Linked DNA regions of Mus musculus: all the other regions are linked to region 3. Evidence: chromatin loops called from intact Hi-C (ENCODE). Cell type or tissue: heart. All regions are shown on one strand. Region 1 overlaps Stag1 (stromal antigen 1). Region 2 holds the start of Stag1 (stromal antigen 1). Region 3 overlaps Gm28166 (a long non-coding RNA gene). Region 4 overlaps Pccb (propionyl Coenzyme A carboxylase, beta polypeptide). Region 5 overlaps Nck1 (non-catalytic region of tyrosine kinase adaptor protein 1). Region 6 overlaps Stag1 (stromal antigen 1). Region 7 holds the start of Nck1 (non-catalytic region of tyrosine kinase adaptor protein 1).

Region 1 (4,000 bases), 310 kb before region 3:
CATGCTTCATTTGCATTTCCCTGATGAATAGCCATACTGAGATTTGTTTTTCTGTTTATATATGCCATTTGTACTTCATCTTGAGAGCTGTTACATTTTATTACTCTATTAAATGACTAGATTGTTTGTGATATCTAATTTTGAAGGCAGTAATAGGATTACTGTAGAAAAGATTCAAGATACTCTGCTCAGTGCTTTAAATTCTAGAGCCTGGAGAATGTATAGCACACTTAAGTTTAAAAATACATTCGTATAAGAAACAAAATAGAGATAAGAAAAACATATTCAAGAGAATATCAAACTAAAACTTTTACATTATGTCTATAGTTCATAAAAAGCAGAGTCAATACTGAGCTGCCAACTTTAACCTATTTTTACCACTGCTCTTAACATGAAGTCCATGAATGAAGTGATAGGATGCTTTTCTTGGGTTGTTGGTTTTGGCAGAACTCTAGAACCTCCATGGAACTCTACTGGAACCTGAATTTCTAATTACCTTTGTTTCCAGGTTAAAATGGTGTTTGCAAAGTTGGAACCTGCCTTTTTTTCTAAAAACCAGAAAAAATACTACAGCAGTTACCTAACCACTCAAACCTAGTCTTCAATCCAAAGTAGAGGTGATTAGGCTCAACAGCACTAAACAACCCTATCCAAAGTACCTTGTATTTACCAGAAGAGAATGGAATGAAGCAATCAGAAGAAACTCGGGAACAAGTAAACTGTCGCACAGCTCTGTATATAAACCAGAGTACAGCCTGGAGAACTGCACCTGGGTCACCTCTGCATGCACCTTATTACTGGCCAGACAAGCAGAATTGTATTCTTGGATGCTTCTTGTCCATGTTAGGATTTACTTCCCTAAGTTCTATACTAGTAGCTGCCTGGCCCTTTTTATCTTTCCAACTAAAAACAAAAGGGCGTAAATGTGACAGTTACATGAAAAATTAAAGACAGGAAACTAGACACAGGCAAAATTTTGCTACTTGATACTATAACAATATCGCAAATAACATTTTAAGTTTCAAGCTTTTAACGACATAACATTACATACTTAGCACTACTGAAACCTATGTGTGATAAAATATGCTACCACTGCCTGATACTCTAGCAAAAAGCATTCCAAATAGTAAAGGCCTTTCAAGTGTTCTGTGTATGAATCAACCTCATATTTCAAAGATTATAGTCACAGATTCTTAAATTATCTGCCATTATGGTATTGAACGGATATTGCAATCAGATACTAGGACAAACTTTTGGTGGTCTTTCTTTCATGTTTGCTTTATCTAGGTTCACATGAGCTATAAATCAAAATAAAAAAGGGAAAGACTGCCAAAGAGTATCAATGAATTTGGTAAAAGAACCCTTCAGAAGAAGAGAAGAGTAGTACTAAGACTACTAAAACTGGAAGGAAGTCACTAAAAAAGTGTCAGCACACAGTAAATGCACGGCTGATTATCTAGCAATGCAATGAGTTTGACCATCTTTCTAATGAAATAAGAAGGGAAGCTGGACAAAATGTAGAGAAAAAGACTCATATTCTGGTTGCTTTCCAAGAGAAATTTCCAACAAAATGTGTTAAGTATGTTGGAGTACATGTGAATCACCTGGTTTATGTATGCAATAACGGAGTAAAAATAAAAAAAATATTATGAAGATATTTTATAAAATATGCAATTTTTACAATAGCTTTAAAGTTGTGATTTTACCTTCACTGATGTGTCTGTCTCTAGATGGCAGTCTATACTTTGTAACATTCCTAGTTAAAATATGAATATATTCCTTCCTTGGTAAGAGTGAAGATGGTTGAACATTATATTAGTAAACTGTCATCTATTATTTAGTTTCACAAAATGGTAGGTTCTATTAGTGAGTTCTCCCACCAATTCCCATCATTTCAGACCCAAACATGCTTGTGACTCCTAACTGCACCAGGGAGGAGAGAACAGCAAAACACCACAGAGTAAAAATATTACTTTTTTTTTTTTTTTTTTGGTTTTTCGAGACAGGGTTTCTCTGTATAGCCCTGGCTGTCCTGGAACTCACTTTGTAGACCAGGCTGGCCTCTAACTCAAAAATCCACCTGCCTCTGCCTGCCAAGTGCTGGGATTAAAGGCGTGCGCCACCACCGCCCACCAAATTATTACTATTTTTTTATCTCATGATATAAGAAGGACTTGTAGTGACTAAGAAAAGCTTAAGTTCAGTCATGGGAGTAAAACAGAGAACTGAACTACACTATTCTCAGCTTGACTAGGTACCACAGGGCAGGACCACAGGCAGCAAGCCCCTGAATCAGTTTGTCACACCATACACCAAGACCTTCAGCACACAGGTATCCTTCCGCATAACACCCACCTGAGAAAGGCATAATATTCCAGTTCCTTTATCCTTTATGAAATACTACCAACTTAAACTGTGACTCCCTGCTGCCCCAAGGTCTGACCACCTGTACAATTTGGATAGCCCTCCAAGGAATTCTGAACATTAGCAAGACAATCTACTACATCAACAGAAAGGTTTGCTCCAGGGGTGAGAAATCAAAACTTTTGGTAGCTGAGCTGGGAACACTTCAGAAACCATATTTAACTATCAAGAGTTGCCTCCAAATTGATTCCACAGTATCAAGTACCACACCTGCAATCTGACCAAATGGGGTAATAAAAAATCCAAAGGTGAGACCACATAGACATACCAAGAAATTCCACAGATAACGTAACTCCAGGTGCCGAGGTCCTATGACAATAACATGAAACACGAATAACCAAGACAATTTGTCTACTTCGAGAAATTTGCACTCCTAGTGTAGTACTCCCTGAAAAAACCAACTTTGCTAACACGTTAAACAATTATTTTATAATACTGGGTACTGTCAATCACATTATTTTTTGTTTTGTCCTACCCTGATTTGTTTTATTATTATTATTATTAATGTCTGTTTGTATTCTAATCCACAAAGAAAGTATGGATTTTGGTGGATGGGAAACTGTGATCAGAATATATTATATTAAAAAATCTATTTTCGGGTTGGAGAGATGGCTCAGCAGTTAAGAACACTGACTGTGCTTCCAGAGGACCTGAGTTCAATTCACAGCAACCATATGATGGCTCACAACCATCTGTAATGGGATCCAATAACCTCTTGTGGTGTGTATGAAGACAAAAACAGTACACTCATTCACAGTAAACAAACAAACAAACAAACAAATAAATAAATCTGTTTTAATCTATTTTCAATTTTTAAAAGTGATAATGATTTCAAAACAGCAATTAGAGACTCAAAGAGAATATGAATATGTCAAAATGAAGACCACAAAGCAACAACTGAATAAATTAATGAAAAATAATCAAAATATAAAAACAGAATTAGAAAAGAGAATCTCTAAAGAAAGTGAAACATAAGATTCAAAGGAATTTATCCCACCAACAGACTGGATCAAGTAAAAGAGAGATTATCAGATCTTAAAAACAAATTAAGAGGATTCCGCAAAGCCTAAGAAAACCCACGAAGGGAACATGAGGAACTCTGGAACACTATAGAAGACAAACCTAGAAGTCATAGGATCTAAGAGAAGAAAACCAGTCAAAGACATAAGAATATTTTCAATAAAATCACAAAAGAAAACTTCTCAAATCTCGAAAGGCAATGCCTATCAGGGTACAAAGGGCATACAGAACACCAAATGGACAGAACCAGAAAGCAATATTTCCAACTTCAATTAATATGTATTAGTATGTTTTGAAATGTCTGTAATAATTTTCTTTCTTTTTCTTTTTTGGTTTTCTGAGACAGGGCTCCTCTGGAGACCAGGCTGGCCTCGAACTCAGAAATCCGCCTGCCTCTGCCTCCCAAGTGCTGGGATTAAAGGTGTGCGCCACCACTGGCCAGCCTGTAATAATTTTCATTTCAATAAAATACTAAACATACAGAAATAAGGAAATAAAAGTAAAAGCTGCAGTGAGGAAGCCGAGAGACTGCGGGTGACAGTCTGTGTGTTCCTTT
Region 2 (4,000 bases), 190 kb before region 3:
AAGTTTTAGCTAAAAAAGGTTTTCAATGTGTAAAAGAACCATTGGCTTACCTCAACTTTAGAAATGAGGAAGGTAAGATTTAAATAGTTAAAAAGTAAAACCAAGACCTCAAACCTAGGAGATGTCTCAAAGTTCAGTTCAAGGTTCTCACTCGTCCCTGCAACACAGCTTGAGTTTTTAAAAGAACCTTTCAAAGCCAAGAGTGGCAGTAATCCCAGCATTTGAAAGTATGAAACAGAAGAATCGCTATAAATTCAAGGCCATCTTGAACTACATACCAAGATCCTTTCTGAAGAAAAAAACAAAACAAAACACAAAAGAGCCATTCAGTAATTGGCTGGCCTGGCACCCACCTATAATCTCAGATCTCCATAAGCTGAAGAAAAGAACTGCCACCTTAGACTGTGTACATAGTGATTTCAAGGCCAGCCTGGGCTACACAACGAGATCATGTTGGTTGTGGAGGGGACAAGCACACAGTGATTGTATTAATCTCTTCAGAAACGACAATACTAGACCTCTATTTGTTTTGTTTTAAAGGCAGTATCTCATAAAACGTCCATGCTAATTTCAACGTATGATTCCCCTTGCCTCTGCCTTCTCAGTAAACAGAATTACAAGCATAGAACAATATGCAGAACTCCAAAGCACAGTTATAAAATGCAAAGAAAAAAAAAAAAAAAACACCTGTGGGGTTTCTCTTAGAAGTTTATTCGGGTAAAAAAAAAAAGTGTTACATTCCCCATAATTAAAAACAATGAAATATCATTCCTTGTTCTTTCAGTATTTCTAATTGTTAGCCTCGATTTATATACATTATAAGACCATCACCCATCATACAAGAACTCCCACTGTTCTGTACATTTCCATAAGAGCTTCACCATCAGAATTTGCTATCTATATATGAAAAAAAAAAAAAACCCACTGGGAAACCTAAAGGTAAAGTTACAAATTCCATTAAGTTACACATCGTACAACTTTATGCGGATTTTGGTACTTTCACAAACACTACTTTTGCTAGATGTAAAATATAGCTGTCTCTAAGCACAACCAGAAGAGAATAAACATGCCCCTCATGTTAACACCAACTTCAACAGCAAATAACTCGCTACCACAAACTGCACTATTTGGGGTCTATAGGGCTCCAAAACCACCCCAGAGCTTAACACTCCCAGGACACGACTGTCTGCAATGTGGAAAGAATCAGTAACAATCCTAACGTAGACAGAAGCGGGTGACGTGACAATCCGAAAACCAGAAAATGTTGTGGTCCCTACTACACACAAACAGCACTCGGTTCGGACCCCTCCAAGTCCAGCTCCCAGCACTCGGGTTTCCCAGCTCTTCATCCCGCCCCCCACCTTCAGGGAAGAGGAAAAACAACTTTTATTGGCCTCATCTCCCGGGGGATTGGGAAACTAGCGGGGCAGTGCTCCGGCCTGGACACGTTTCACCCGGAGCTCGGACGGCGGATAGCGGGAAAGCCAGGACTGCGACGTCCCGTCGGCCCAGGTCCTCAGCCCTACCCCACCCCAGCAAAGCAGGGGCCTGGGACAGCAGTCTGGGCTGAGCGACCCCCAGGACCCTCGACAGAAGCGAGCTCCTTGTCATGTGACGCCGCCGCCGCCAAAGCACCGCAGAAACGCAGGGCGGCGGAAGGCGTTCGCGCCAGCCCGCCTAGGCTGGCCCGGGCGCGGGCGAGTCCCGAGAGCCCGGGCGGGGGGGCGGAGGGCGGGCTTGGCGGCGGGCCCGAGCGCGCCACAAAGGCTTCCGCGCTACCGCCGCGGAGCCCGGGCGGGCGGGGGCACCGTTTTCGCGGCCCGCGGGGAGGGGTGGAGGGAAGCGGAGCGCCCGCCGCGCCCACAGCGGGTCCCGGACGCTCGGCCGCCCGCCTGCAGCCGCCGCGCCGCGCCGCGCACAGGCCCGCGCGGCCTCCCTCCCCCGCGCGGGGCCCGCGCCGGCCCGCCCGCCCGCCCGCCGCTCGCCGCTCGCGCTCCCAAGCTCTCGCCCGGCCTCCATCTTGGATCGGCGCTTCCAGCCCCCGCGCCGCTGCCGCCGCCGCCGCCGCATTTCCCCCTTTCCCGCCCCCCGCCGCCGCCGCCGCCGCCCGCGCTCACCTCAGCTGCCCATCCGGGCGCTGTCGGCCGTCGACCTAGTTTCCCCCCAAAAGTCTCCGGTGTGTTATTCCCGAGGTGGGGGGGTGGTTACGGGGTGGTCGCCGGGGGTTCGGGAGCGGGGGCCGCGCCTTCAACGGAGCTGCAATCCTAACCCGCCATCTGGTGGCATTTTCCACACGCCAATGGCGCCGCTGCAGACTCGGGTCCCGACCGCCCTCTGCTGGCCGCGCTGCTCACTGCTCCGCTGACAGGACGGGCCTGCCCGGAAAGGGGAGGGAGCTGAGGCGCGAGCAGGGGCCCTCGGACGGGGCCGCGCGCCATCGCTCGCCTCCGGGGGGCGCGCACGCGCAGCAGCGGCGCGGGAAACGTGGCCTTTTGCGTGGCTGCACCGCCCCCCTCTGCGAGGCTCCTGCTCCGCTCGGCCAATGGCGAGCCGCGGAGACGTCTGGACGAGGGCGCTGTGGACAGCTCCTGGGCCGCCCCAGGCGAGCGGAAGGACGGACTCCGCGGCGCCTGCGCGACCCGCTCGCTGGGTTGCCGCCCGCCATTTTTAGAGCTTCTCCAAGAGCCTGGAAGAAGTCCGCCCCCGGCTCTTCCGCCGAGGCCCCTCCCCGGCGGGGGCCGCGCTCCGCTCCCGCCCTGAGGCTGCCAGCCGCCCACACCCGCCCGTTATCGGGGTGAGCCGTGCCAACGCGCCCCCGAGCCCTGCTCCCTCCCCGGTTAGCGGGAGTCTCCAAGCTAGAATTGAACGCGCGGTTTATTATTATTGATGAGGCGCTTTTTCAGAACGAGGTTGAAAAGGTTTCGAGCACTGGGACGAACCCCCTGCCTGCCGCGGAGCTAAAAGGAAACAGTGACCGCTCCAGGCCGATTGGCGTCGTCCTGCCTCTGTAAAGCAGGTTCTCGCCGAGGTGCAAGCTTTGCATAAGGCGGCAGCATTGGCTAGTTAGTGAGAAAGGAGAAGCTACACGGTGAAGATAGACTCTGCGAGCAATCAGATTCTCCCACAGCCTAGGACTGCTTTCTGTGGTTCTCAAATGGACGTGCGAATAATGGAGCCTAGCCGAAAGGGAAATAGCCAGGCGTAGATCTTGACCCCTTCCTTCCCTGCTGCTCTCTACCTAAGCTGTCCTTGACCAAGGCTCTCCTAACCTTCCGCCTGCTTATTAACTCCGCACTACAAAAGTGAATTCTTGGTCTTGTAGGTCATCAGCCTCATTGCTGACTCAATTTTTTTTTATTGGCAGAGGCAGCTGCATTTTCAATATCTCCTTAGAAACGTTAAACTTGTTTATAGTCTTGAGGGCTGGCTAGCTAGCTAGTACCTCAATTGTCTCTGGAATGTATCCCAAAGGTTGCAAAGTGCGTTCCACATCACTGGAGGAACTTTGGTATGAATTCGTGACAGTCCTTTCAGCAAAGTATCTCGTTTACTAGCCTCTGATTGACTTCCTATTGTGTTCTCTGCAGAGCCTGTTTTTAGCTTGCCTTGTTAAAAGACGGTGCGGGCTCCAAGCCATAGTCATATGTAATTTAATCTATCGAATGTGTGGGACTCTGATAAAGAGCTGATATTCTATCAACATGTTTGTAGTCGTGATCTCAAAAAAATCTCACCTAGTTTAACCATCCCCCATTCCCTTCTCTCCCCAGTCCAGCCCTGCCTGAATGCCATTGCCTTTTTTTTTTCTAGAATAGCTTCAGTATTTTATCTTCTAGGTGCTTTCTGTTTTGTTTTGTTTTTTGTTTTGTTTTTTTTTTTTAGTTTCCATTTATCTTTAAAAACAATCAAGGCTGTTAACTCCCTCAACTTGCTGTACTATCACAATGTTCCTTACCCAGGCACATGTCTGAAGAGAATCACTGTGGGTGCTCTAGCCACA
Region 3 (4,000 bases):
CTGGGATCCATAAGATAGACAGGCTGAGCAAGGCCAATGGCCTCTGTGTCAGCAACTGTCTATGGGTTCCTTCCCTGCTGGAGTTCCCACTCTGACTTCCCTCTCTGATGGATTGGAAGTGTAAGCAAAATAAACCCTTTCTTTCCCAAGTTACTTTTGGTCATGGTGGTTTTTTTTTTTTTCTTCTTCCCAGTAATAGAAACCCTAAGACAAAATTAAACAATGGATAATGTGGAGTCACGCCTGCATAAAATGCACAAGTCTTTTGTGCCACCTGAAGTTGGAAGTCACACCATTTGAAACCCATAGTTTGGTGTTAAAAAAAAAAAGTGCTTTTGCTTTTTCCTGTTGAAGTGGCAGGGTAGAATCAAACCCCTCCACAATGCACACCGATGACGTCATTTTGGTTCTCAACGTTGTTTATCCTCCAAGAAGTCAAGGTTTTCGTAGAACAATAGCTAATTCTGTGTCTGGTCTGGAAGGGAAAGGCTTGTGGGAATTCTAGAACATTTACTCCTTGCTCCATCAGAAAACCAAGTTTTGAACAATTGGGTCAGTCAAAACTTTACATAACCAGTCTAAAAGGAGTCTCTCCTGGCCACAGGTGGGGCAGAGTTGAGCACGCCGAGGAGAAAGGCTATCCGTCAATAAAAATCTACCTGAAATCATCAGCCCATAGGGATAACCAAGAAGACGATGGGACAAACTAATTCTCAAGATGAATTAAGTCCAGTGAGGTGGCTCAGATGGCTAAAGGCGTTGGCAGAGCAGGCCTGGAGACCTGGGCTCAACCCACGCCTGGAAACCACAGAAGGGGCAGGAGGGAGCAAATGCCACAAAGGGGTTCCCTGGCGTCCGCACAGTGGCACAACACACACACACACACACACACACACACACACACACACACATGCACACACCCTCCACACACATACAAAAGTAAAAATTTGAAAGAGAGCAACAGTATGTATTTCTGCTGCTAACTTGTCAGGTCTTGGAAAGTATCTATGTCAAACAAAACAAAAAACAAACACCCTGACAGACTTGGCTCAGCTCAAGGAAGACTATAGGAGGATTATTGGTGGTTAGATAAAAGCCAGCTTTCCTCAGGAACTTGTGAAATGGGATTCCCTCTGCCAAAAGGAGTCGTGTCCCTTGCCTCTGGCAGAGGGGACATGTGGCTGTCCATTGATACATACCCATGGCTGCAGATCAAAGTCTATGCTGGCCTCCAGGTTTCCTCAGACCCTACTTACACCCCAAAGCCCAGGTTAGCACCCTGGCCCTTGCCACTCCTCCCCCACTTTGCTAACTCCCAGGCTGCCTCCATTCACAGGCTTCCTTCCTCCCAGAAACCAGCCAGCTCTCTATAAGACTTTTTCCCCTTTCCCTCGTATGCTATTCTATACCATACTCCTTGCTACTCTGGCTAGTCTCAAGACTATTCTATGACACACACACACACACACACACACACACACACACACACACACACACACACACCTTTCTCTCTGCTCCCAATAGTGCTGGCCATGTCCAATCTGCTTATTTCTCCCTCTGCTCTGGACTCTTCCAGGTGCCTCTGGATGTTCTCTCTGTCTCTGTCTCTGTCTCTCTGTCTCTGGGCCCCCCACCCCGCCCCCTTGCCCCCCTGCCCCATTCACAATAAAATCTTCCCCCAATCGTGGAGCGGCCAGTTTGGCGGCTTCCTTACTGTGTCATCGCTCACAGTACTCATTTGTGTTGGGCTTATTGACACACTCGTTTTATCATTGGAAAATGCCAGCAATTGCCAAGAGGTCAGTCACAGGCCGATTTCTCCTCCACCAGTCCCTGTCTCCAGACACCACTTGCATCCACCTGCAGGCCTGTAATTGCCTCTCTGGGCTCTCCATCGATTGCTTCCCACACGTTACTGTCCCCTGTCACGTCAAGCGCCCGTTTCCCGCACTTTACTGTCTAGTCAAGGTTTCTTGCGAAACTTTCCGTTTTACTGAGGAGTTGCAATGCCGATGATATCTCTCCTCTGTGATACTCCTCCCTTTCTCTTTAAAATAGGCGTCTTGTTTTCCGTGGGCCTATTTCCTTCTTTGGCCTGTGTGACTTTTCTGGGGATGCGGATCTTTTTCCTTTGAATCCGGCCTGACCTGATCCGGTGGCCCAATTCTACCGCCCACCCGGCGGGAAGCGACTTCATTGCGTCTACCGGTGTCTGGTGCCACCTTGTGGCGAATTCTGAAAAAAAAAATCCATTTGTTCCCACTAGAGAGGAAGCTCCGTGGGCTTCCCGATGAGAGAAAGGGAAAAGCCCAGGCTAGTTTTCCTGGAACCAAGGCTCAGTTGGAGAAAGTCCCCAGGCTTAGACCGGAACATAGAGTTTCTCCATTGTCACTTGCAAGTTTAGCTGCCACCATGTCCTCTCTCTCTGCATTCACTGACACCAGAGCATGTGCCCAGTGGTCCCTTTTCTCTGCCTCTGCTCTACTCTGCAAGCCACTCACCTTTATCCCAGTCGTCCACCCCCCCCCCCCCCCCCGATCATTCAATCTAAAGCATTGTGCATAGTTGGTGAAGTCAGAGCAACATCCCTGTTGACCCAAACTGTAGGTTTGGTTTTGGTTTTCCGGCTCCTGGGACCCTGGTGATTCCTTGCCAGAGTGGGAGGCTCACAAAGAAGATGCAATGTTCACTCCTTGCATCCCTTAGCGAGCAATCGGCAGCCCTGGGAGAGGCCGGAAACTGATCCACACAGAAGAGAACCTGAACAGAAGCCCTCCAGGGACCCGAAATAGCACGAGGTAGCTCTTACCTTTACTCTGCTACCTGAACTGCTCACCTACCACACACTACAGGCCTCGAGATTGCCTAGGGACCTTCAGCAAGTTTTTCATACTTGCTCATCCTAAGGTCGTGCCTGCAGCCGCAGCTGCACAAGGCCCCCCACCCCAGATCAATTTGTCCAAAGTTCAAGGATACTTTTAAGTTTACTTTGAGATCATAAATAAAGCTCCTAGAGAATGCTGAGTCGGGACTTTGGGGGCTCCGTAATTGATTTCAGGGGACAATTTGGGATTCTCTAGGAACAGTGCGCAGCCAGAATGCCACTGTGATTACAAATACTGTCATCTTGCTGGGCAGTGGTGGCGCACGCCTTTAATCCCAACACCTTGGGGGGGGGGGGCAAAGACAGGTGGATTTCTGAGTTTGAGGCCAGCCTGGTCTACAGAGTGAGTTCCAGGACAGCCAAGGCTATACAGAGAAACCCTGTCTCAAAAACAAAACAAAACAAAACAAACAAACAAACAAACAAACACTGTCATCTCAGGCCAGGTGTCCTGGCCCGCGTCTTTAACCCTGTCTGGAAAACAAAACAAAACAAAAACAAAACAAAATAAAACAAAACCAACCAACCGAACAAAAAGAAATAACTGTCATCACTCACAAGAACACACAAGATCAGAAACTGTAGCATTGTGAAGCTTTCACTTTTCAAGGGTTGATCTCAACTTGCTGTGACTCCCCCCTCTTTTTGTTCTCTTGTATTCATTCCCATTTGGGAAAACAACAACAACCACCAAACACCCCCGCACCCATTAAAACCCCTGCAGATTCTACCCTGTGCTAAAGGCTCAAAGTAAATGTCTGCCCAGTGAACAAAAATGCCAGGCGCTCATGGAGGTTCACACGAAGGAGTGAAATCCTTAGGAAAAAGGAGTCAGTGTCACGAGGGTCCTGCAGCCAGAGCTGAGATGACATGTCAGTGAGTGCTCGGTACACTTGAAAGTCAGGAGTCTAAGAGGGTACACAAATAGACACTGTCTGTACCGAGCTGCTGAAGAGAAGGAGGGAAGAGCTACCGATCATGTTGGCATCACGAGGCCAACACCCCCTGACTCTAGACAAAACAGAAGAGGAAGCACTCAAGGAGAACACAAGTGGACTGACTTTGCAACAGAAATATGTGGCTGGGCTGTAGCCCAATGGTTGTGTGTGGGTGTAC
Region 4 (4,000 bases), 550 kb before region 3:
CAGTACTTGTCATACATTTCACAGTCCCTACCCTGAGTGCTCTCAGCTCAGACCCCCACTCTCTTTATGTCTCCCACTTGTTCCTCTACTTGTTATGCCCCCCATTCTCTATGCTCCCCAGTCATGTCCCCTACTCTATATGTCCCTGTCTTAGTTAGGGCTTTGCTGCTGTGCACAGACACCATGATCTAAGCAACTCTTGTAAGGACAACATTTACTTGGGACTGGCTTACAGGTTCAGAGGTTCAGTCCAGTATCATCAAGGTGGGATCATGGCAGCCTGCAGGCAGCAATGGTGTAGGAGGGACTGAGAGTTCTACATCTTCATCTGAAGGCTGCTAGTGGAAGGCTGACTTCCAGGCAGCTAGGATGAGTGTCTTAAGCCCACATCCACAGTGACACACCTACTCCAGCAGGGATACCTTCTAATAGTGCCGCGCCCTAGGCCAAGCATATACACACCATCACAAGGCTGAAGAGGTGGCCCAGCAATTAAGAGCACTGGCTGCTCTTCCAGAGGTCCTGAGTTCAATTCCCAGCAACCACATGGTGGCCCACAACCATTTATAAAAGGATCTGGTGCCCTCTTCTGGCATGCAGGTGTACATGCAGCACAGAAATCATCCATATAAAATAGACAAAATACACACCATCACAGTCCCCCACTGTTTATGTCCCCCACTCTGTATGTCCTCTACTTTTTATGTCCTCCAGACTTTATCTTCCCACTCTGTATGTCCCCCACACCTGCTATTCTCACTATCCTTTCCTGTAATTTGAAGTAAATTTTGCCTAAAATCAGTACATCTAATTCTTTTGGCAATTGTTGGCCAGATAAATCTTTCTCCATACCTTCAAAGTGGGAATTAAAAAAAAAACCCATAAACATATGTAATTGAATCTTATCGGTATGTTTTGAAATTCTTTACAACAAAAAATTTAAAAGATAGCTTTTTTTTTTTTTTTTTGATTGTTTTGCTTTTTTTGCTTATTTGCTGTCTGTCTGTGCGTTGCTCTCAGAAACCAGAAGAGGGCATCAGATCCCTAGATTTGGAGTTACAGATGGTTGCGAGCTGCCCCACGTGAGCACTGGGACCCAAACCCAGGTACTCTGAAAGAGCAGCCAGAGATTTTTAACTGCTGAGCCATCTCTCCTGTGTTTTAGACGTTTTTAATCCCAACCTGGAGTTCCTACCCTGCTTTAGATTATTTAGTTCCCAGATAGGCCTTAATCAGCACTAGAGCTGGGCGGATATCTACCCTCTATGCTGTTAAGATAAATTTTCCTATCTATAACTCTGAGTTATTATTTGCTATGTTTCAGCTGAGCTGCTCTTAACTCTAACTGGCGTGCTTTCTGGGCTGCTTATCATGGTTTCTCTCTCCTCCCCACCCCCACCCTTTGTGGTCCTCCTCCAATCCTAATCTAGGGAACCCTAGACCCCGCCTATGTCTCTTCTGCCCCGCTATTGGCTGTCGGTATCTGTATTCACCAATCAGAAATAACTTGAGGAGCAAGGTCACATAACATCACTTGGTTTTAAGTGGGGACTCTCATTTCTGGGGCAACCAGGTCTTGGGGGCGGTGCTTAGCATCATAATACATAGCAAAAGACCAAACCTCGTGCAGGGCGTGGTGGCACACGCCTTTAACCCCAGCACTTGGGAGGCAGAGGCAGGCAGATTTCTGAGTTCGAGGCCAGCCTGGTCTACAAAGTGAGTTCCAGGACAGCCAGGGCTATACAGAGAAACCCTGTCTCGAAAAACCAAAAAAAAAAAAAAAAAAGACCAAACCTCAACACTCCGGCCCCATAAAGACAGCTTCTTACCCCGAAGTCCAGGTTGTTTGCAAACTTAAGAACTTTGAATTTAGCCTCTCAGGGCTGGGGTTAAAAAGTCTGTACCACTGTGTTACCGGTGACTGAGGTTCATAGCTTCTTAGGCAAGAATAAAATAATGGCTCACACAGATTAACAAAATAGTAATGTAACGTCACTCAAAGCAAAGATACAGACCAGAAATACACGGTTAAGATTGACAGAGGACTGTGGGAGTGGAGGTACTGAAGACCTCCATAATTGTTTGGGCTTTGATGGGGTTCAAGGGAAGGAGGAGTGTGTTTCCTAAGGCGTATAGTTTGGGTGGTTCTTCATTTTAAAAACTTTTAAGAAGGTTTATTTTATTTTATATGTGTGTATACTTTGCCTGCATGTATGTCTGTGCACAGCATGCATGTAGTACTTAGGGTGGCCAGAAGAGGGCATCAGCTACCCTAGAACTGTGCTCTTAACCACCTACCCTCTCCATTGCCTGGTTTTCTGTTTTAATTAACAAATATAGTTCCATTTTCAGAAGGCATATACCTTCTGATAATGCATTTGATTTTAATCATGTGCACGACAAATTATGCAGAGGCGTAAGATGGTAAATGGGAGATTCCTCCCTAGGCAAACACGATTGCCTTCGTGTGCATGTATCCACAGATCTCCATCTCCATCTTTTTTCTCTTTTCTTTTCCTTTTTAGATAGGGTTTCTCTGTGTAGCCCTAGCTGTCCTGGAACTCACTCTGTAGACCAGGCTGGCCTTGAACTCAGAAATCTGCCTGCCTCTGCCTCCCAAGTGCTGGGATTAAAGGTGTGCACCACCACTGCCCGGCTAGTTCTTTTCTTTTTAAAATTATTATCAATAGTATTCTATGAACACTTACAAATCAGTGCGTATGTAGTGGGAAAGGCCTTACTGGTATGATTCTAAACAAGGACACAACATAGAAGATACATAGACACTTACACACTTTGTCACATTGCATGTTTTTCTGTTATCTCCCTAGGTAAATTCATATTCCAGCAAGAGCCTTAGAGCTGTTGATGCATTTTAATGAGGAACATCTTTATAAACAAGAACAGGAAAAAGTACTCAGAGAGCTAATGATCTTCAATGTTAACTCATAATTGCAGCTTTAAGTGAAAGGCCGTCCGTATCTATTGGTGTCTTTTCATTGTCCCTTGGGTATACTGTAAGAAGCAACGTTTGACTTTAAAGGGTCAGCCTTGGATATGTATTAATGAGATCACTGGTGCATGGCAGTTGGCCTCGTTATCAAGCAAAATCAAACTGACAGCAGTACTTGCTTTTACTAGTGTGGGCATCCCTGGATAGATTGGGATGATCAACTGCTCTAAAGCCTATACCAAGTGGGCCATGGTGATGCAGGACTTTAATCCCATCACTCAGGAGGCAGAGGCAGGTGAATCTCTTGTGAGTTTAAGGCCAGTCTGGTCTACAGAGGGAGTTTCAGGATAGCCAGGTCTAAACAGAGAAACCCATCTCAATAAACAAACAAAAATAATTCATAATCAATTTAAATGTACCTGCAGATGGGAATATTCAGTCTGAAAAATTCAAGTGTTCTCCTTTTAAGTATTTACTTTGGATTTTATTTTATTTTATTTTAGATAGGGTCTTACTATGTAGCCTAGCCCTGGCTTTCCTGGAACTCACTATGTAGACCAGACTGGCCTTGAACTCAGAGATTACCCTTGTCTCTGGCTCAAGTGCTGGGCTTAAAGGCATGTACTACCATGCCCAGCTTGGTCTTCTTAAATATATCAGAGCTTATAACCTAGAGAACATTAAACATAAAACAGCAACAACAACAAAAAAACAAAAACAAAAAACAACAACAACAAACAAACAAAACACCAGACATTTAAAGAGGTAATATCAGACTATTCTTTTTTCTTAGTTTGTCAATGTCAGTGGAGAGAACTAACACACACGAGCGAGTACATGGGCACACACACACACACACACACACACACACACCATCCATTAACAACACAGACAGAAAAATACTAACTGATGATTTGGATAGGGGATTTATTGCAGGATTGCTTATTTAGTAAGAGACTAGAAATTTGAGTGGTCACTTAAATTATGCCAAACTGTGGCAATTAGTTATGGAAAATCTACAGTATTCGTGGATTCTTAAGATAGTAT
Region 5 (4,000 bases), 52 kb before region 3:
TTTCATATCACTTTTAACTTTTTGATACTCTTAAATTTATTTCTTTTTTATAGTATTGGGAATTGAGCTCAAAGCTGTGCACGGGCTAGGAGTATCTACTACTGAACTGCATAGTGCCCCGCCCATCTCCTGTTTTGTATATTAGTTTTGAGACAGGGTTTTACTCTGTAGCTTATTCTAGCTTCAAACTTAGTATGTAGCCAAGGCTAGCCTCAGCCTTATGAAAGTCCTCTTGCCTCAGCCTTTTGAGTGTTAGGTTTGCTGGTATGAGTCATAATTCCTGGCCTCTTAAATGTTTAAGCATGTCTTTTTGGACAAGCATGTAGACAATTACACTTCAGCACCATTTAAAACATGTTCTATGTGTTACAGTGTTGACGCTGCTGAAAGATGGCTGAAGAAGTGGTGGTGGTGGCCAAATTTGATTATGTGGCACAGCAGGAACAAGAGCTGGATATCAAGAAGAATGAGCGATTATGGCTCCTGGATGACTCTAAATCCTGGTGGCGAGTTCGAAATTCCATGAATAAAACAGGTTTTGTCCCTTCTAACTATGTGGAAAGAAAAAACAGTGCTCGGAAAGCATCTATTGTTAAAAACCTGAAGGACACCTTAGGTAAGTTGTTTCTTATTGAAGGAGAAGCAACAGCTTTCATTTTAGATCTTAGTTTTGGCTTTTTTTTTTTTTTTTTTTTTTTAGATTTATTTATTTTATGTATATAAGTACCAGAAGAGGGCATCAGACCCCATTACAGGTGGTTGTGAGCTACCATGTGGTTGCTGGGAATTGAGCTCAGGACCTCTGGAAGAGCAGTCAGTACTCTTAACTTCTGAGCCATCTCTCCAGCCCAACTTTGACCTTGTTACAACAGCTCCTGTGGAGTTTTGATTTGCAGAAAGTTTGCCACTAGTTGAGAAAGGAAAAGAATGCCTGGCGTTCAGACTTGGTTCCTTTGTATCCTGTTAACCTATGTTATGTGGCACATTATTGAACCTTTTTGACACGCTAATGAATCTCACTTAAAAAACAAATCACTTTATTTTATTCTAACTGAAGAGAGTTTTATACCAGTGGGTTATTGCTGTATATTCGCATCTATAGGATTGGTCACTTTGCACTTTTGTTGACGTCTTTCTTTCTCTAACTCTGTGTGTTTGGTTCAGATTTTTTCTGCCTTTATTAAGTAAGGCAGATGGGGGGAGCCTACTTCTCTCTGGCCTTGGTTAAGCTGAAGGAAGGAAGTATGTAGGAGGAAGCCTGGCCTCCTCCCTTTTCTTAAGTTATCTTTCCTTAATGGACAGGAAGGAATTGGGAGGGACAGAAATTTAATTGTGGTGTTCAAGGAGACAGACATGTAATTGCTTAATAATTCTTTGCCTGTTTGTAAAAAAAGAGGGAAACAGTTTTTTTGTGGACAGTTTGGGACTAAATGTAGCATGACTGACATACTATTATTAAATAGTATTTTAAAATTTCAATGCACAGTTAATAGTTTAGTATTTTAATAATTATTGGCAATATAAGGTAAATGTTTCTTCTTTTAAACTATTTTAAGCTGCAAAAGCTAAAATATAGTAAAAAGAACTTCCTAAAGTATTGGGTTTTCAGTTTCTACACTGACATTTCTGGTATATTCAACATTTTAATTAATCTGCAGTTATCATGGCATTTGACAGACCAGTTAACTTCTTATCTCTTAATTTTGAGAAACATCAGTTAACTGTACTCAGAATATTACAGTTATAGTTGTCTTCATTCCCCAGAGTTTGGGAATACTGTATTAAATTAGTGGTCACATCTAAATGATATGAATCTAGGTTTTGTGTTCAAATATCTAACCTCCCCTTTCCCCAGAATTTCTGCACCCCATTTTGATACCTTAAAACTCATATAATTTAATGAATTTGTTTCACAATAGCTGTGCTAGTAGAGACATTGTTTGGAAGTCAAGGGAAATGAAGAATGTATGTATTCATTTTTAACTATTAGAAACATACTAGCTTTAATTTTTTCTGTTACAATGAGTGAATTACAACTCCTGTTTTTGCTGCTGCCCTGAGTTACTTGTTCCACGGGTTATTTTATGGCTTAAGGGGAGAAAACAGTATTGGAAAAAGAGAAGCCTCAGTTTTGAAAACTTTTCTATTGCTTGGGTGTGGGCCAGGTCACATGGATTGGGTGTGGGAAGTTTCAGTGTTACAGAGCAGACCAGGAAGCTCACTGAAAATTATCCCGGAGCTGTGTCAACAAACTGTGAAAAGAGAACACAGAATTTTTATTCAAAATGGATTGGTTAAACATCTTTAAAGATTTTTTCAGTAAGTTATTTTGTTTATTAAGTCTGTAGTTTTCTTGTTCCAGATTTTTGAGTTGGATTTTATTTTCTTTGTGAATTCAGAGGGAAACTTTATGGAAAGAACTCAGTGGGTTTATGTAAGCTGGTACTTTATGCTGTTTGTGAAATAGAAGGTAAATGGCGATGATATTTTCACTGCTGTTAGTTTGATCTGGTAAATTATTTCAAAGTGTTTCATTGTGAATGCTTAGCAAATAGGGAGAGGATATACATGATTTGGATGTGAAGTAGAAAGTTGTACCACACACAGGCATTTGAAGTAAAGCAAGTCAGTTGTGAACAATTTGTTTACTCTCAACCTTTGAGGTAACATAATAGGGTTTTTTTTTGTTTGTTTTATTTTGGTTTGGTTTTTGTTGTTGTTTTGTTTACTGAATTTTACTTAAGCTTTGTTGAAATAATGTCAAGATAACATTTAATAAGAGTTCTAGTAAACTACAAGTATTGACTTACAAGTAAACCACTATGCTAACTTAACTTGGCTCTGCTGGTAGCATGGTTGCGATAATTGTGTGCTTGATTGTATCTCTTTGAATATTTGCTAAGTGTCTTTACAAAAGTGAAGAGAGAAATTATTCTAGAAGTCTCTTAAGAGTCAGAAAGCCTAAGGAAACAGTGATCTAATGAGAGTCCAAGAGAAAGGCAAAGGCAGGGAGTAAGCACTGTGGAAGAGGACGTGGCCATTGCAGTGTGTGGGCTTTTGTCTCCTCCTTATCTTTGATGGCTGACCGATTCCTACATTCTCCCTTCTAACTCCTATTTACTTTTTAGAGAACAAATACAGTTTTAGATCTTTGAGATTCCAGTTTTAAGCTAATTTTCTTTTACACATTTGTATGTATGTGTGTGTACAAGCCTGTGTGCATGTGGGTACATGTTATAGAGGCCGAAAGCTAACCTCAGGTGCCATCCTCAGGAGCACCAGCCGCCTCTTTCCAGGGAGACAAGTTCTCTCATTGGTTTGGAGCTCATAATTGTGCTGCCAACACACCCCAGGTGTTTCGTCAGCTCAGGGATTATAAAATTGGGTTAACACACTTGGCCTTTTTTACCTGGGTTCTGGGTAAAAAATGAGGTTATTGTGCTCGTGGGGCAGGTAGTTACTAACTGAGGCTCCCCTCAGCTCTTTATTCATTAATTTATGAACACATTTTTATAGAGAATCTAATGCAAGCTGTATAAAAACCAGCTCGATGGTTTGGCAAGATTGTTCAGCACTTGTCATCAAGCCGGACAACCCATATGATCCCTAGAACTGCATGGTAGAAGGAAAGAACTGATTTCTACAAACTGTTCTCTTACTTCAGCATATTCATGTGCACATACATACACGTACACATATCAAAATAAATGAACAAATAATGTAATAAAATAATTTTTTAAAATTTGTATGAAATATTAACTCTTGCAGAATCTGTTAGGGAGTTAGATGATCGTAATTGTTAATAATGTAGGTGGGTTTCTATCTAGGTGTGGTCATGAGTGGTTTTTTGGCTTTTTTTTTTTTTTTTTTTTTCTGAGACAGGGTTACTCAGTGTGTTCCTGGATATCTTAGAACTCACTGGCCTCAAACTCACAGAGATCTGCCTGTCTCTGCCTCCCAAGTACTAGAATTAAAGGCATGTACCACCATGCTTGGCATG
Region 6 (4,000 bases), 460 kb before region 3:
ATCCCCAAAAAGTATGATAATACATTTAAAAAAATTGGTCTGATAGATAAATACACTCCTTTGTCATTAATTTTGTTGGACAAGATCTCAAGTCCTTGTACTAAAAAGAGATTGTTATGTTTTGTCTAAATATTCTCTGGTATATGTGTGCATATGTATTTGTTTGTGTGCACATATGTATACATAGGCTAGAAGTCAACACTAGATGGTTTTCGCAGTCTTTCACTGAACCTGGCACTCACTGATTTGGTTAGGCTGCCTGACCAGCAAGCTCCAGGGATCTGTCTGTCTGTCTTTGTTTCTCCAGCACTAAGTACAGACACGTTCTTCCATACTCAGTCTTTTAGGTGGTTACAGGGGATCTGAACTTGTGTTTTTGATGGCACAAGAAACATACTACTTTAGTGGCTGAACTATCTCCCCAGTCCGTAAATATTCCTAAAATAGTCTTTGGTCATTGACAAGCTCATAAAAAAATTCCCTTTTACACTGTAACAATTACTTAGGATAGCTCTTTTCACTCTTCACTTATTCTTACTTAGTTCAGGAAATAATATTTCAGTAAGTTAGAGGGTTAAACAGCATCCCATCAGTTGATAGACTAATGAAGCAGAGGAACTCTTAAATTACCCTTCATGGGAGACACTCTACCAGAAAGCAAGAACTAGAGGTCCAGGATTAGGGTTGCAGACACAGTACACTCTGCCTCCCGACCCCTGCAACCCCAAAGTATATGATCTTAATAAAATGCCAAAACCATGAACCACGAGGTTTTACTTTTCTATATTGAAAATGTTTATTTCTGGTTATCAGATAATTTGAAGATATTGGAATTGTATAAAAACTTTAAGCTCAGAATTTGTTATGAACAGTTATATCCAGGTTACTTTCCTTTTCCTTCCCTGTTTAATTTTTTTATTTTGGGAAAGGGTTTCACTGCTATATAGCCTAGGTTGGCCTTGAACTTAGCTTTTCTGAAGGCTAAGTGCTGGAATTGAAGCAAAGTATCAATGGATATAAGACTTGGATCTTTCTTGCCTCTCTTTTCTAGACTAATCATATAATTATTTGTGACTGGACATGGAAAGAACATGAATATTAAACTCTGGTAGTCAAGGAATGACCAAAGGTAAACTTTCAACTAATAGGATAGATTATAAAGTCAGAATTTTCAAAAGCAAAAAGATTGAAATAAAGATTCTAAAAGTAAAATAAATTGTTTATAGTGAAACTTTGTTCCTTTAGGGATAGTTTTTTATCTCTTAATCCTTGCCCCATTTCTCTTGCGTCAGAGTAACTGAAGGTGGAGAGATGCTAGTTATTCTTGTTACTATAGGAATTCTGTGCAAGAATTCAAGTAAGCTATTTCTTCTTCATAGCTACAAAGAAGGAACAGGGGGAACAACAACAACAAGAAAATAAAGAGCCTGCCTTCTTAAAAAAAAAAAAAACAAAACATTTAACTTATTCCGAGGGATGTAATTTGTGGAAAGAAGTACAAGGTTGAAAAGACATGGCCACTCTAGCAGACTTTGCCCTACCCCTCTTTTCTTTGGTCTGTTTAAATATTAAGGTGGAAGATGAAGAGGAGATACTATAGTCATAAATGTAAAGAAAAAACACATTTTAAATCAAGTACCTCGTTAATAATTCAATTTATAGTAATATAAGTAATGTTGGCTTTGACTTAAAGAATTGGGATTAGGGCCAGAGTCCAGTAGTAAAGATTGGACTACAAAGTTATCTAGAGAAACAGGCAGGGTGAGGTAGGATAGCATATTTGTAAGACTATAGAAAACAGAACATGACGGTGTCATATCATAGTACGTTTGGAAGGCAGAAACAGCCAGATCTTTGTGTGTTTAAGGCCAGCCTGGCATGCATAATGAATTCTAGGGTGTCTGCAGCCACACAGAACCTACTTCAAAATAAATAAATAAAAATAGTTTAAAAAGGCATCCATAAGCCGGGCGGTGGTGGCGCACGCCTTTAATCCCAGCACTCCGGAGGCAGAGGCAGAGGCAGGCAGATTTCTGAGTTCAAGGTCAGCCTGGTCTACAGAGTGAGTTCCAGGACAGCCAGAGCTACACAGAGAAACCCTGTCTTGAAAAACCAAAAACCAAAACCAAAACCAAAAAAGTATCCATAAATAAATAAATAATTAAATAGATAGATAAAGGAAGGATGAAAGAGAAAGAAAGAAAAAAAAAACCCCACAGACCACTCAAGTGGAAAAAAAATGGAAATTCTTTATCCTCAGGATGAAAAAGGCAACTCTTTAAGTTCCAACTCTTATTTAGAAGCTTTCTAGCGCTTTTGTACAGGTTCAAAGAGCTAACATAAGAATGATGTTTCTTGTTCAGCAAAGACAGTGAAAGCTGATTGTAGAAACCATCACTAGGGGGCACTGGAGCAAAGAATACCGAACAAGACTTGTGAGCTTGTCAAACAGCTTCAACTCTCAGGCTGACACCCAAGCACACCTATATTTTACAAAAAGGTCTAAAACTGTTTTGCCACAATCTGTTCAAATACTTGACTACAAAAGGTCTATCATCAAATTAAATTATAACTTGATTTAAACTTCAAATATAATTATCATTTAGAATCTCCTGAATAACAGTGTTCTTGACAGGTCAGAAGAAAATCAAATTCAAGAAAAATTTCTCTGTAAAGAAGCAAACTTACATTATATTCTGTAAGCATATTATAATTGTTGACTCAACAATCCTCTTCTAGGTTCATAACAATACATGGAACAATGAACAACACAGAACAAGGTCTTATATGAGAATGGCCATTGTAGTATTAATTCCATAGCACCAAAAAAAAAAAAAAGTTCAAAACTATTCAATTTCAAAAGCATTCGAAATATTCAAGGAGGTAATAAATTCTATGTAACTACAAAATAGACTACTATGCAATTATTAAAAATATCCTTGGGGAGATGGAGAAATGGCTAGGTGTTAAAAGCATGCACTGCTCTTACAGAGGACCTGGGTTTGGTTCGCAGCACTCACATGGTGGGTCATTATCATATATAAATCCAGTTCCAGGTACCTGGTGCCCCTTCAGAAACATAGTGCACATACATACACGTAGGCAAAACATTCAAACACAGAAAATGAAAATAAGCCTTAAAATATTCTTGGGAGATTGTAGATGGTGGATAACAGTCTTCAGAAAATAAGCTAATGAAGGCAGCCATGAGAAAAGCAATGGGTACTTTAAACATCTGGTAGAAGAGCCACACCTAGAACAGCAGTAGTCAAAGTGGGACCAGGGAAAAACCCTCCTTTTCTTAGCACCCCACAGGTATTCAGCACTGACAACCAACTGAGCAGATGCAATAAAATTTAAACATTTTAACAAAATTAAACAAAACTTCTGCTGTCATAGAGTACATCAGACCAAGTACAAGGGGTTTGTACGCTAGAACCCGACAGAAAAAACAAACCACTGGGTTACACTGGAAAAGGAATGATGCAACAGATCTAAGTTCAAGAAGCTGAACACTCAATGGGAACTAGAGTGGCATCAGAATTGTCAGAGATTCCAGGCAAGAACTGCATTGGGGTGTAGAAGGAGCCTTGCAGGTCTGACCAGATCAGAGACTCCCCCTTTAGAAACAACTGCAAGGGTAATAGGAACAACCAAAGGCAAGGCATTGGAGAGAGCGGGGACCACCCATGGAAGAGGACAGCCGAGCAGTAGGAGGAAACTCGATAGTCTAAACAAGAGCCAACAACTAGGCAGTTTTTAATATCCCAAATCTCCACCCAGCTTTCTGCTCTATATTTATCCCATCTGTATTTAATAGGCACAGTCATTTTAGCAGGCCATCTTGGTCCTGGTCTCTTCTTGCCCTACATTTCATTTCCCCCTAAATCCTTCCTTACAGTTGTTACTTTTTTCTTCCCTTCTTTTTGCTTTCTCCTTGCCCAAAGAAAATAGTCTCATATGGTTTACAAGAACCACTAGCCTGAGACACTGGAAACAA
Region 7 (4,000 bases), 91 kb before region 3:
ATATATATATATATATATATATTTGTCTTTTTGTTTTTTGAGACAGGGTTTCTCTGGGTAGCCCTGGCTGTCCTGGAACTCACACTCAATCTGTAGACCAGGCTGGCCTCGATCCACCTGCTTCTGCATGCATCACCCCCTTCTCTTCGGTATGTATGTTTTTAAATATATAATTTGCATTACTTACTTTTGATACTAACAATAGGCAGAGTATCCTTTCCCCAGTTTTATGTTCTACTTTTCTCAACTAAACTCAGGATTAAAAGGGGCTACAGGTAACTTGTATTTTACCTAGGGCAGGCCACCCATGTATTTATTAACATGCAATTAAGTTAAAAGCAGAAAACAACTTTTTAGGATTTACAGGTAGGGCTTGTAGTATAGCTAAAGGAAGGGGCTGAGATTCAGTGATTAAGAGCGCTGGTCTTCCAAGGGGCCTGAGTTTGATTCCCAGCACCCACAGGGTGGTTCAAAACCATCTGTAACTCCAGTTCCAGAAGATCCTATACCCTCATTTGACCTCCATGGGCAGCAAAATTATACACAAGTATAACACAAGTACACCAAACACTCGAACACACAAAGAATAAAAATGAATTTTTAAAAGATGAAAGGAAGCTGTATTAATTCCTCGATTGTTGAGGATGATGTGCTAGGCACGAGGTGGGCGTGGGTGAAACAGTTCTTTTAATAGACTTTGCAATCTAGGTATATGGGTGCAGCTACGCTGGAGGCAAAAACTCGTGTTTCCATAAAATTACCTAACCTAGAATGTTTCTTTTAGGTGCCACACCCACACTAAGCAACAAAGGTGATTGGGAAATAGTGAGGCAGGTTATGAGTCGCTGTAAGGCAAGTTAGGAAGGAGAGCCGATTTATTGATGCCTTCCTTGGCAGGTGGCTGGGACTGTGCCACTGCCATACTCACCCCTAGGGCAGAAGTAACTGTCCTTTTCACAGGACTGGAAGCCGGGAATGAAGGCTACCCACGCGCCAGGGCACTCGGAAGTTGCTCGCAAAGCTTATTTTGGTTGTGGTTTTCATTAACAAACATCTTACATTTTTCCCCCGAGGCTTCATTTTCTTTGTCGCTCCCTGTCCCTAAGATCTGCAGCTGGTCGGCCCTTTCAGATGCAGGCACCAGAGTAGTCTGGGTTGAACTCGGGACCGCTGTTCGACATTAATGAGCGATTTAAAATGAATGACAGGTTTTAGTAGCAGTGGGAGAGGCGGAAAGTAAGCAGCCACCGAGGAGGCTAGGGGAGAACAGGGCGGTGGGGCCCGGCGCTCCTCACCTTCTGTCCAAAGGCCGCGCAGTCTCAGCTCAGGGACCACTCAGGGCCCGCGCTTGATTGACAAGCCCGCTCGCCCAATCCCGGAGCGGCGCATTCCGCTGAAGCGTCAGGGGCGGGCGCAGGAGGCGATGGAGCCTATTAGATTGGGCGTGGAGCGGGTTTCCTGCCCGCAACGGTCCGCCCACCGGTTGCGCGCGCCCCGCCCCTCTCCGAGAGCTACGCGGCGGCGCAGCACAGGCCTCGTGCGGTAACGGCATCCGGGCAGCCGCGGTGGCGTCCCGGTGCGGTCCTCAGGTGACTGGAGCCGAGGGCTCGGCGGAGGGAAGGTGAGACGGCCTCGCTCGCGTGCGGACACACGCACAGTCCTTTCGGTCTCCCGGTCGGTCCGCTCTGCCTGCTAGTCTCTAGTCGCTTCCTCTTTCCCCGGCGAAGTTGGCCCGGGGGCGCCGTCTGCTGGCGGCGGAGCGGAGCGGAGGGGGCGGGGAGGCCGCTCGGCGGAGCTCGGGTGTCCGCGGTGCAGCCCGGTGACCCCGCGGCCTCTGGCCTGAGCTGCGAGCGCCGGTCGGGGAGGCGGGCAGGCAAGTGTGCGGCGCGCTGCCTCGGCGGTTCTCCGCAGAAAGCCCTGTCGGCGGTCTGTGTCGGTGTCCGAGGCCGGGACGGTAGGCTGGCAGGAAGGGCGCTCTCACCTCCAGCCGCCAGCCTGAGGAAGCCGAGAGGGGGGACATCCTCGGGGCGCGCCCTCCCCTCCCCCTCCCGTTCCGGAGCAGGAGAGATGTGGGTGTCCGGGGGCTGTTGAGGTGGGGTTGGTCCAGGAAAAGCAGTCCTCTGGGTTGGTTTCGTACTGTTGTCGTACGGGTTTCCGTGCTAGGTCGGTTCAGTGTTAACAGCTGGGTTGGAAGGAAGCTGGTTTTTTGTTCAGGGTTGAGGACCGTAACATGACCGGTTAACGTCGAGCCGAGCTGAAGTCACCCGAAGAAAAATACTGCCCTTAGTTAGGAAAGAATTCACAGGAGTTAGGAAAGAACGAGATGAAGAAAACTTCCTGACCCCATCTTGGGTGGGGAGCAGTGAGAATCCAGGGTTCGGCCAAAAAAACGGGTCAAGTTTTGCAAGAAGCGTTCCATTTTCAAAAGCTTTGGTAGCTTGATGATGATCAATCAGCCTTAACGGTTTCTTAAGCACCTGGAAATCAATTGTGTGCTTTCAGCCTTTAGCGACGTCACAACATGAACAGAGAAATAGTCCAAGGAGAAAGTTTTGATTGATCATTTTCAGTCTTGTTTTTAAATAGATATTCTCTTCACATCGTGATAGTTAAGTCAAAGCGTATGCGTTGGTTGATTAGTACTTTTTTTTCATCGTGGCCACATGTGGTGCTTTCTCTGGGAAAACTTCTGTAGGAATTGGCTAGAGTAACTAAAGCGTACATTGTGTTGATGTCTCCGCTGTATGTATGAGCATTATGTTTGAAAAGATTTGCCTCCCCAGCAAGCATTTTAAATTGTTTAGGTTTCCAAGCCCAACAGATCCGTGTATTAATAAGTCGACACGTTAATGTATTGCCTTATTAAACATTGAGTGATAGTTTATGCTGCTGATTTTCTAATTTGAGAACTTCGTTCTAGAGTTCAAGGCTTGTTGTGATTATTATTGTAAATAAATTCCTTCTCAGGAGAACTTGAAAAAAAATGAATTAACTCTGGCAATGTGGAAGAATGGATGCTTTCAATGCCAGAAAATCAAATGATTATTTCACTGTTAAGTAAAATTGGAGGAAACGTGAACTGAGCATTTAACAAATCCAACAGTTTGACGACAATTTGACAGGCCTGCCTGATTCTCACTTTAACCTATCAAGGAAATAGAACTTCAAAGTCTTCCCTTCACAACTGATGCCCCACGCCTCCAAGCTGTCTTTCATTAGCGATACATTAGTAGCATGCTTTCAGGAACCCAGACATAAACCTTAACATTGTACTGTTTTTTTGTAGTTGTTTTCTTTAAAAAAAAAATCTTACCTTTGTATTCTTATATATTGTTTTTCAGTTTCTGAACTACTCAGTAACTCTAACTGGATTTTCTGCCTGGAGGATCTCAAATGTGTTCTGCCTGTGCTGATCTTAAAATAATACTTTGAACATATTTTTCACTGTTTAGACACTAGTAATATCTTTCCTCTAGATTCCAGTCTTTTAAGGGTTTATTTTTATTTTATGTGTTTTGTAGTGTTTTGTACGACATGTGCTGTGGACTCTGGGGACAGAACAGAGATCCTCTGCAAGAGCTCTTAACCACTGAGCCATCTGTCCTAATACAGAAACATTCTCTGCAAACTACTAACTTTGCAAAGGAAAAGTTCGCTAAGCTTTCCTTCTTCCTTAATTTCCTTCCTCCCTTCCCCGCCCTCTCTTCTCTTTCCCTCTCCTGTCTCTTTTGCCTTCCCTCAGTTTTGGGGTGAGACCAATGGCTTCTCATAAACCTTTGAGGTGTATCATCAGTCTAAAGTTCTATTTTTTAAAAAAGTGATTGGTTATTATATTTTCTACACCCAGAGTCAGGACAGCTTGTGAGGGGTCAGTTCTCTGTCCCCCACAGAGGTCCCATGAAGTGAACTCAGGTTTTTAGGCTTGGCTGTAGGTACCTTTAACTACAGAGGCATCTTGACACCCATCCAGAGTTACATTGTTTTACATATTGTTAAACAT

The links. A loop is a pair of places that touch in the nucleus more often than their neighbours do. Peaks named below come from ENCODE experiments on the same cell type or tissue, not always from the same donor. Only the 100,000 strongest peaks of a DNase experiment are listed, where the experiment ranks them.
Region 1: it touches region 3 in a loop (2.1-fold over the local background); 4 of 42 quality-filtered maps call a loop at or near these places.
Region 2: it touches region 3 in a loop (7-fold over the local background); 26 of 42 quality-filtered maps call a loop at or near these places.
Region 4: it touches region 3 in a loop (2.1-fold over the local background); 13 of 42 quality-filtered maps call a loop at or near these places.
Region 5: a loop joins it to region 3, with 3 times the contacts of the local background. A loop is called at or near these places in 8 of 42 quality-filtered maps.
Region 6: it touches region 3 in a loop (8-fold over the local background); 26 of 42 quality-filtered maps call a loop at or near these places.
Region 7: a loop joins it to region 3, with 8 times the contacts of the local background. A loop is called at or near these places in 15 of 42 quality-filtered maps.

What each region holds. Positions count from the first base shown.
Region 1 is chr9:100,758,268-100,762,267 of GRCm38, reverse strand. The region is part of intron 5 of Stag1 (stromal antigen 1); the gene reads right to left. Among named protein-coding and RNA genes, the nearest start is that of Stag1, 120 kb to the right of the region's middle. In heart, a CTCF peak has its summit at 1,716 (motif pointing right); no DNase peak of the experiment used is centred here.
Region 2 is chr9:100,641,914-100,645,913 of GRCm38, reverse strand. Stag1 (stromal antigen 1) reads right to left here and starts at 2,466. Exons shown (of 34, transcript NM_009282.4): 1 at 2,118-2,466. In heart, CTCF peaks have their summits at 2,343 (motif pointing left) and 3,025; DNase peaks (open chromatin) are centred at 1,583 and 2,493; H3K4me3 peaks cover 3,684 bases; H3K27ac peaks cover 3,171 bases.
Region 3 is chr9:100,452,590-100,456,589 of GRCm38, reverse strand. It overlaps Gm28166 (a long non-coding RNA gene), which reads right to left. Exons shown (of 3, transcript XR_871066.2): 3 at 3,564-4,000. Among named protein-coding and RNA genes, the nearest start is that of Gm28166, 4.6 kb to the right of the region's middle. In heart, a CTCF peak has its summit at 2,217 (motif pointing left); a DNase peak (open chromatin) is centred at 2,199; H3K4me3 peaks cover 1,295 bases; H3K27ac peaks cover 939 bases.
Region 4 is chr9:101,000,514-101,004,513 of GRCm38, reverse strand. The region is part of intron 6 of Pccb (propionyl Coenzyme A carboxylase, beta polypeptide); the gene reads left to right. Among named protein-coding and RNA genes, the nearest start is that of Pccb, 32 kb to the left of the region's middle. In heart, CTCF peaks have their summits at 590 (motif pointing left) and 2,245 (motif pointing right); no DNase peak of the experiment used is centred here.
Region 5 is chr9:100,505,045-100,509,044 of GRCm38, reverse strand. Nck1 (non-catalytic region of tyrosine kinase adaptor protein 1) reads left to right here. Exons shown (of 4, transcript NM_010878.3): 2 at 373-616. The coding sequence starts at 391. Among named protein-coding and RNA genes, the nearest start is that of Il20rb, 21 kb to the right of the region's middle. In heart, no CTCF peak of the experiment used is centred here; DNase peaks (open chromatin) are centred at 1,254 and 2,164.
Region 6 is chr9:100,915,714-100,919,713 of GRCm38, reverse strand. All of the region lies in intron 22 of Stag1 (stromal antigen 1), which reads right to left. Among named protein-coding and RNA genes, the nearest start is that of Pccb, 120 kb to the left of the region's middle. In heart, a CTCF peak has its summit at 2,392 (motif pointing right); no DNase peak of the experiment used is centred here.
Region 7 is chr9:100,543,616-100,547,615 of GRCm38, reverse strand. It overlaps Nck1 (non-catalytic region of tyrosine kinase adaptor protein 1), which reads left to right and starts at 1,482. Exons shown (of 4, transcript NM_010878.3): 1 at 1,482-1,621. Gm46139 reads right to left here. Exons shown (of 2, transcript XM_017313741.1): 2 at 1-2,159. The coding sequence ends at 1,512. In heart, CTCF peaks have their summits at 1,539 and 1,749 (motif pointing left); DNase peaks (open chromatin) are centred at 1,405 and 2,015; H3K4me3 peaks cover 2,917 bases; H3K27ac peaks cover 2,361 bases.